2 separate regions of the Homo sapiens genome follow, and region 1 is linked to region 2. The links are chromatin contacts, found by Hi-C in ENCODE. All regions are on one chromosome and are shown on one strand. The core of a region is the stretch at or near the end of the contact, and the rest is flanking DNA. Distances in the headings are between cores, read along the strand shown. Region 1 has its middle 90 kb from the start of NAMA. Region 2 holds the start of NAMA (non-protein coding RNA, associated with MAP kinase pathway and growth arrest).

The links. A loop is a pair of places that touch in the nucleus more often than their neighbours do. Pooled maps may share reads with other maps.
Region 1: a map of ovary shows a loop between it and region 2 (5-fold over the local background). The contact joins the enhancer-like site here to the promoter of NAMA in region 2. A Hi-C loop is called at or near these places in 3 of 168 maps with a recorded cell type or tissue (aorta, ovary and right cardiac atrium) and 2 of 50 pooled maps.

What each region holds. Positions count from the first base shown.
Region 1 is chr9:99,463,741-99,467,558 of GRCh38, forward strand. No RefSeq gene overlaps it. Among named protein-coding and RNA genes, the nearest start is that of NAMA, 90 kb to the left of the region's middle. Within about 2 kb of position 2,121, at least 3 of the 41 ENCODE cell types and tissues checked have a DNase peak (open chromatin) inside an H3K27ac peak, as active enhancers do.
Region 2 is chr9:99,372,949-99,376,595 of GRCh38, forward strand. It overlaps NAMA (non-protein coding RNA, associated with MAP kinase pathway and growth arrest), which reads right to left and starts at 2,309. Exons shown (of 6, transcript NR_102271.1): 1 at 2,190-2,309; 2 at 1,058-1,459.

The DNA.
Region 1 (3,818 bases), core at 871-3,370, 91 kb after region 2:
AAGTGTCATCTCTGCCCTTTTGCTTGTTGCTATGATACACATAGTACACACCCAGCATCCAAGACATGGCTGTGTTGCTGACTTTCTCCATGATGTTTTCCAGCCTTTCCATTAGTTCATCATGCAACCTATGAAATGGGACTGCAAGTCATAGTATAGTGTGACTATAATTTGGGGTTTCAGTTCCAGAATAACAATGGACAAATAGCATTCAAAGAGGCCAGGACAGAGTGGCAGACTGAAGCCAAAGCTGTTTTTTGGAGTCAGGGTGAGCAATGCCATGAGCTGAGTCAAGCACAAACTAGAGTCAATATCAAGGCAGTGACAGGGCAGGGATTTGCTGGGCAAACCAAACCATCCCACCAGGTTGTGATTCCCCAGCATGAGGTCCCTTTGCGGAGCTAAGCACATGCCTTCCTGATCCTTCTATGGGCTGTCTTAAAGGCACCACTCACCACCTGCTAAGGGATTGAATCAATGAACCACCTGTGGGTCAAACCATGGCACTGGAGTCACTCTGCACAAGGGTAAGACCTACAAATCAAATCACTGGGTACCTAATATATTCATTCTGTTCAGCCACATCCATTCGCTCATTTAAAAATACTTTTTGAGCACTGGCCATATTCAAGTCCTGTGCTAGGCACCGAGGATTCAGAGGTAAATAAGGCATAGTCCCTGCCCTCAGGGAGGGAACATTTCAGTGGGACTGAGACATATGGACTCAGACCACATCAACAGACTGTGTTAGTTACAGCGATAAGGGCCCAAAAAATTATTCTGAAAGACTTCTGTGTATCACACGGAAGACTTCGTGGAAGAAGTGGCTTTCAGTGGCAAAAACTACAACTACTTTTGCACCAACCCAATAATTCCAAAGACGCACAAGTGAACTGGATGAAGATAAAGTGGCATGGGAGTATTCTGGTAGAGGAGGCAACTTGTCCAAAAGTGAGAGTTTCCTAGACTATGCCAAGAACTGCTTGGAATTCAGAGAGCCCAGAGCAAAGGATGGGGGAGAGGTGGGGGTGGAGTAGGGGGGCAGGCGGTGAGAGCTGAAGCTCAAGAGGCAGCCAAGACCATGCTCAGGGCGGTGGACCTCATCCAGAAGATAACAGGAGCCACTGAAATGTTTTAGGCAGAAAGATGGCCAGACTCACCTTTTACAAAGATCACCATGGCGAATGGCTTGGAGGGGGCAAGGCTGGGGGCAGGGAGACCTCACCTCTGAAAACTAATAAACAAATTTCAAAATAAACAAGATTTTCTTTTTCTGCTTCTCATCTGGCTGTTATTTATTCATTAACATTTACTGAGTATCCACTCAGTATCAGGCCCTATAGTAGGCACCAGAGGTAGAAAGAATAGGACATTGGCATTGCTATGGCGTGCCTGACCACCTTGCGCAGCTCTGTGCATGTGATGGGTTTGTTCAAGGGTGCTTGTCACTGGAACTTAAGCACATGGTACTCGCTATGAAAGGCACCACAAAACCTCCCGCTTAAGCTTTGGTTTTGATGAGAAGGCAGCACTCCCATCCCCCTTAATCCAATTAAAAGAGCTCTCCCTAGCTGTGAATGCCAGTCTGGCCACGCAAAAATCTCCTGGCCATAGAGCATGTCCCATTCCTCAGCCTGGCCTGGGCTGGTGGGCCAGTACTCCTCCCCTGAGCTGTTTCCATGGGCTGCTGGCCATACTCTGAAAAATGCACAGGTTGCCAAACTGTCAGCAAAAGCTTTAATGAATGGTTCTAATTACATTCAAGTAGCAGAGCCCACTGCCATTTTAATCAAATCTGGGCCTGGCAAGCTTTTTGGCAGGAATACAAGAGAAAGCCTCATGAAAATCCTGCCAAAACACTAATCACCTTTTATCCGAAATTTGCTTGATGGAGGCCTGGATGTAAAATGCTTAGGGGGAAGGAAAAAAAAAACCACCAACAACATTGTTTGGATATTTTAAGGAGCTTATTTTAGGGCTTGCCATAAATTATTCCATGTGGGGAGGAGAGAAAATTCCAAATCAGGAGTTGCCGGGTGACTTCCCTTCAGGAACACAGTCCTCACAGAGAGGGCGAACCCCTGCGGGCTGAGACCCAGGCACCGTCAGCCAGGTCCTGGCTCACACTCCACACCACCAGAGACATATCCACAAGGCCTGGTCTGAGACCTTCCCCACATCCAGCTTTGGGTTACAAAAGGCATCCAGCCCTGCTCTGTGTCTTCGCGTCATCTCAGACCTATATGCTGACCCTAACTGGAATTCATCCTACCTAAAGTTGGGTGGTAATTAATCTTTTTTTTTTTTTTCCAAAAGATGGCTTTCATAGTAACCACTGTGATTCTCAAAAAGGAAAGGGCTTTCTCTACAAAATCATTCAGAACAAGTGTACAGGCAATACAGGAAACTAAAACCCAGACAACTAGCAACTAGATTCTAGTCAGGGCAGAATAAATACACAGAAAGGAAAGGTTTGATGGCAAACCAGGTTCCTCTCCCCTGGGGCAGAACAAGAGGAGAAGGACTCAAATTGCAGCAAGAGGGAATTCATTTACAGATAAAAAAAAAAACTTCCTGACAATGAGGATAGACAGTGAATAGGGAACAGAGATAAGGGGTAAAATCTCCTTCACTTACTGACTCTAATCTCGGATACACTGTATCCCATCTCCAAAAGCTGGTTGCCCTCAGGTAACAAAACAAAGGTCTCTACCATCTGATTTTATTACCTTAAACACCTCAGCCATACTTCACCCAGTGGTTACCCCAAGCTAGTGGTTGGATTTTTTAACCTTAGATTGTATTTTCCACATATTTTTAATGTGGAAAAATAAAAAATAGTGAGATGTTTTTCCCCATAGTGAGGGCCCATAGTGAGATCTCTAAGAGCCCTGGGATACGAGGGATTCTGGGGTCCTTGAAAGTGTTTGACACATGCATTTCAAAGTTCCATTTTTAAATCCAGTCCCTGCCATTGACCTGAGACCTAGCTATAGGGCCTGAGGCTCAGGTTTTCAGTTTTTGTAACTTATAAACTGAAGATTAAAATACTTGCTCTGCCTATACTATAGAGTACTTCTAAGGATTCAATAAGATGGTGTATATAGAAGTGCCCTGCAAACATAAAGCCACTTTACAAATATTTGCTCTTTTTGAAATTTTAGTACAAATGTAGCTATAGAAGAGTCTGAAGTCTGAAGTTGAGTCTTGAATGCCACTCATTCACTGGCTACATGAACTTGACCTTTGTTTCCTCATGTGTAAAATGTGTATAGCATTGCCTCATAGACTTGTTGAGAGAACTAGGTGAGATAACAAATGTGAAAGCACTATGAAAAATAAAAGAGAAATATGATTACACCAGAACATGCACACTATGGGGCCCAAATTATACTTGTTGGATCCTGGAGATATGCCAGGAATTAAAAATTTATTCAAAGCCTGCAGCTTAATTTAAGGGGAATGAACATCTCAATGGACGTGAGGTTCAACAGAATGAATTCGCATATAAGCAATAGTTTCTCTGACTCCATTCAGGTGATGGAGTACAGCTCAGGCTACCACATCGCTAGAAGACCAGGTTGGGTGTCCAGGCCTCCAGATCATCCCTTCTGGAAGATAAAAGCATATTTAAAACCATAGAATATAATTCCTCCAGGGCTTAGGTAACAAAGGCATTTTGTAAGTAAACTAAAAGGGATTGACTTTTTTTTGTTTTTGTTTTTGTTTGTTTGTTTTTACTCTTTAGCTGTGAAATAATTGAAGGTCATAGAATAAGCCTCCCTTTTCTATGTGAAGAATTTGGACTTAAAAAAAGT
Region 2 (3,647 bases), core at 1,059-3,558:
CAGGATTGGGTAGGTGTGGTGGCCATAAGAATATGTCTCCTGAAGAGAGAGTTCAGTTGATCATGGCCTCCAGCTGCTTGCACCCATATTTATGTAGAGGCCACTCTTCCTGTTGGCTGCTTCTAGACAATCAGCAACTGAGTGTGGCAGGGATACTAAGGCAGACCTGTCTCCAAGAAACAGGGAACTTCTCTGATAGGTGACTTTGGCTTGAGGACTCTCTGATGGCCTTGCTATAGGCAGTCTAGGAGCTTCCACCCAAACTTGCTTCCCTCCCTCCTGCACTTAGGTCAGACTTGCATCAAGGTGTGATGGCTCTCCCAGCCTTTCCTCTCTTCTAGCCTCTACCAGCTCCCTCCCCATTTTTATCTCACAGATGTTTCCCCTAGTAAAATCCTCTGTATTGTCCATCCTGTCTTGGTGTCTGCACTGAAGGGGAGTGTAAAATCCCAGGTCACAGAAAGAGCCCAGATAACCTGCACATCCACTCTGTGAGGCAGGGCTTCTGAGCCTTCTTCCAAGGTGAGCGAGTAGGTTTGACAAGCTCTATGACTTTCCCAAGCTCATAAGATTAGAAAGCAGCAGAGCCTGGTCTGGAACCCAAGCTTTCTGATCCCCAAATCCCTGTTCTCTTCTGCTTTGCACTGTCCACTGAGCACTTTCCCAACAGTCTTCACAAGCTTCCTATCATATCCACAATTTTCCCTGTGAAGAGGCAGTGCAAGCTCACCACTCCCATTTTGAAAATGAGAAGCTGAGAGTCAGAAAGGCCAAGTCAATTGCCCAAGGTCATTGGTTAGCAAGTGACAGGGCAGGTATTTCAACCCAATTCTCCTGCCTCCCAACCCAGGTGGGCACCATTTATCACCCTCCATGCTACTTTAGCTCCTGCAAGAAATCTGGGAGTTGCCTGCTCCACCTGCCTGCCACTCCCCACAAATTCAATTTTCCCCCTCTTCCTAGAAGCACAGGCCCTGGGGTCGGGGGGTCCTGGCTGTGCCCAGTATGCAGGGGCCTGGGGTCCAGCCCAGGGATGTGGGGAGAAGCCGCTACTTGCCACAGTTGGAAACCCACTGCTGAGCCTCCTTCCTTTTAGCTTGAAAGTGCTCTAGAGTTTCTGAGCTCACAATGCATCTCTTTGGAAGTCTGCCCTCCCAGGGTTGCCATGGTGACTATTTTGGTACTGCATGCTAGAAAAAGCCGAGGCACCTGCTGGTCACACCACCAAAACTTGTCTCTCTGAAAAATCAGCAGATGGCATTTGTCAGAAATTCCTACTTCTTGATTAATTTGGGAAAAAGAAGAGTGTGTGGCAGTGCTGATATCCTTTAACCTGGACCGGGCGTGTTGGTGTTTCAGGGAGGATGTGAAAAGCTGTGCACAGACCCCATGACCTTCTTCTGAAGTGGTGGGTCATTTAGTTTTCCCAGAGAGGCAAAGAAGTTTGGTGATTTGGAGCCTAGTAAATGAAAACAAGAGAAAGACCATGATGTTGCTTTTGTATTAAGAAGAGTTGAAATTTCAAGGCCAGTTCTGAAGAGGCCTATACCCCACTTCTAGTAACTTCCATGAGTTCTCAAATATGCCTCAGGTTGGGTCCAGCTTTTAATTAGAGGGACGTGTTGAAATCACAAGTTAGATTCAAATCCCAGTTCTGCCACCTATTAATTGTGTGAACTTGGACAGGTCCCTCAGCCCATCTATACCTCAGTTTCCTCATCTGTTAAACAGTGATAATAAAAACATTTACCTCATAAAGTTGTCAAGAGGATTAAATGACATAGCTATTGTTGTTATTGTTATTGACTAGAATTAAATCTAGGCATGGAGAAATTAGCAAGTCCATATGCTCATATAGTTTTACATACAACTTTGCAACTATGCTTCTGAAAGTAAATCAATTAATTTCACTGTCTCAGTCTAAGCAGTGATATTACAGTTGGAGCAACATTAAAAAATACAACAAAAACTTCTGGTGCACATTGTACCATGTGTTTCTACCTTACTCGTTATCTTGTTCTGCTTCCCTTTTCACAGTTTGCAATACTATTTGTTCCCAGTGTTACTTAGCAAACTTTGACTGAACTGGTTCCCTAAGCATGCATTGACTACCACCTCTGAATTTTGGGCCAGGCACTTAAAAGAGTTTTCTGCAGAAGGAATTATGTAGTTTACTGCTTTTCTTTCACCTGTTGGTTCTCTATGAGGAATGAGCCTCAAGTTCCCCACTGGCAATTTTGTTCTATCACAAGTCCTGGTAAGTCCTGGCTGACAAATTCTGGGTACTCTCCTTTCCTGTGGCCATATCAGACATTGCTAATCAATCAGCATTCTTCTTGCTGAATTTTGAAGAACCTGGGAACCTTCCAGAAGTCAGTGCTCAAGGTAGCCACTGCTAATTGATCAGAGGGCAGAAAAGGAAATGTATTTGTCATCCTCATTGTAGGGGAAAAAACCCAGGAATGGATTAATTCTAATCCCAGTTCTGCCTTTAACTAGCTGTATGAACTTGAACGAATCATTTCCTTCTCTGGGGCTCAGTTTCTATATTTGGAACAAGTTGAATAATCTTTAATTCTTTCTAGTTCTCAGTCTCCACACTTTACCATGCTCCCTATTCCCCGCCACATGTACACACATTCTCCCATCAGGTGGGCTCCCAGCACCCAACGCAGGCTCTGATCTGTTCCTTTTCTGGGACTTATCCAAATGATCAGATTTTATCAAACATCCTGGGATGGCCAAGGGCCAAAGAAAACATTTTCAGATGCTTAGAATTACCAAATCACAGCATTTCTGCTATGAAAGTTGCCTTAGAGCACAATGAGCTGAATCCTCCATGTTAAAGACGAGCAAACTAGAAAAAGAGAAGTTCAGTGACTTCCTTGAGGTCACACAGCAAGTCAGCAGGTTGATTTGGCCCCTGTTTGGGGACCCATCCAATCTGAGGCCAGGCATTGTCCTGAATCTTGAGAAAGTTCATAAGGATCCTAGCTAAGAGCAAGCCAGAGAAGATGCTGGCCACCTGGGTGCTCTGAAAGCCTGAAGGGTCCTGGTGGGATGGGGGCTGCACACAGCTGGAAGTGGCTGAGGAACACTTGCTGGGGGTCCAAGCCTGTACAATGTGACTTGAGGAAGTCTTGGCCCCTGTCTGGGCCTCTGGTCTCAGCTGTATAAAGAGGTGGATTGTACAATCACTGGTCCTCAAGCCAGGCTAAGCAGCACAATACTTGGAAAGCTGACGACAACAACAACAAAATGCAGTCTAGATGCCACAGCCCTAAAGATTTCAATTCCATTGGTCTAAGTAGGCTTCCATATCTGTACTTGTATAAAAAGCCTCATTGGTGGTTTGAATCTATAGCCAGGTACAGTGAGTTGAATGGTTACCCTCCTCCGGAAAAAAAAAAAAAAGTACCATGTCCTAATCCCCAGAACCTGTGACTATTACCTTATATGGAAAAAGGATCTTTGCAGATGTGAAGGATCTTGATATGAAGAAGATCATCCCAAATTATCTGGTGGGCTCTAAATCCAGTGCCAATGTCCTTATAAATGTAAGGCAGAATGAGATTTAGCACAGAGAGGGAGGAGAAGGAGGCACTGTGATCAGAGAGGCAGAGATTGGAGCAATTTGGCCACAAATC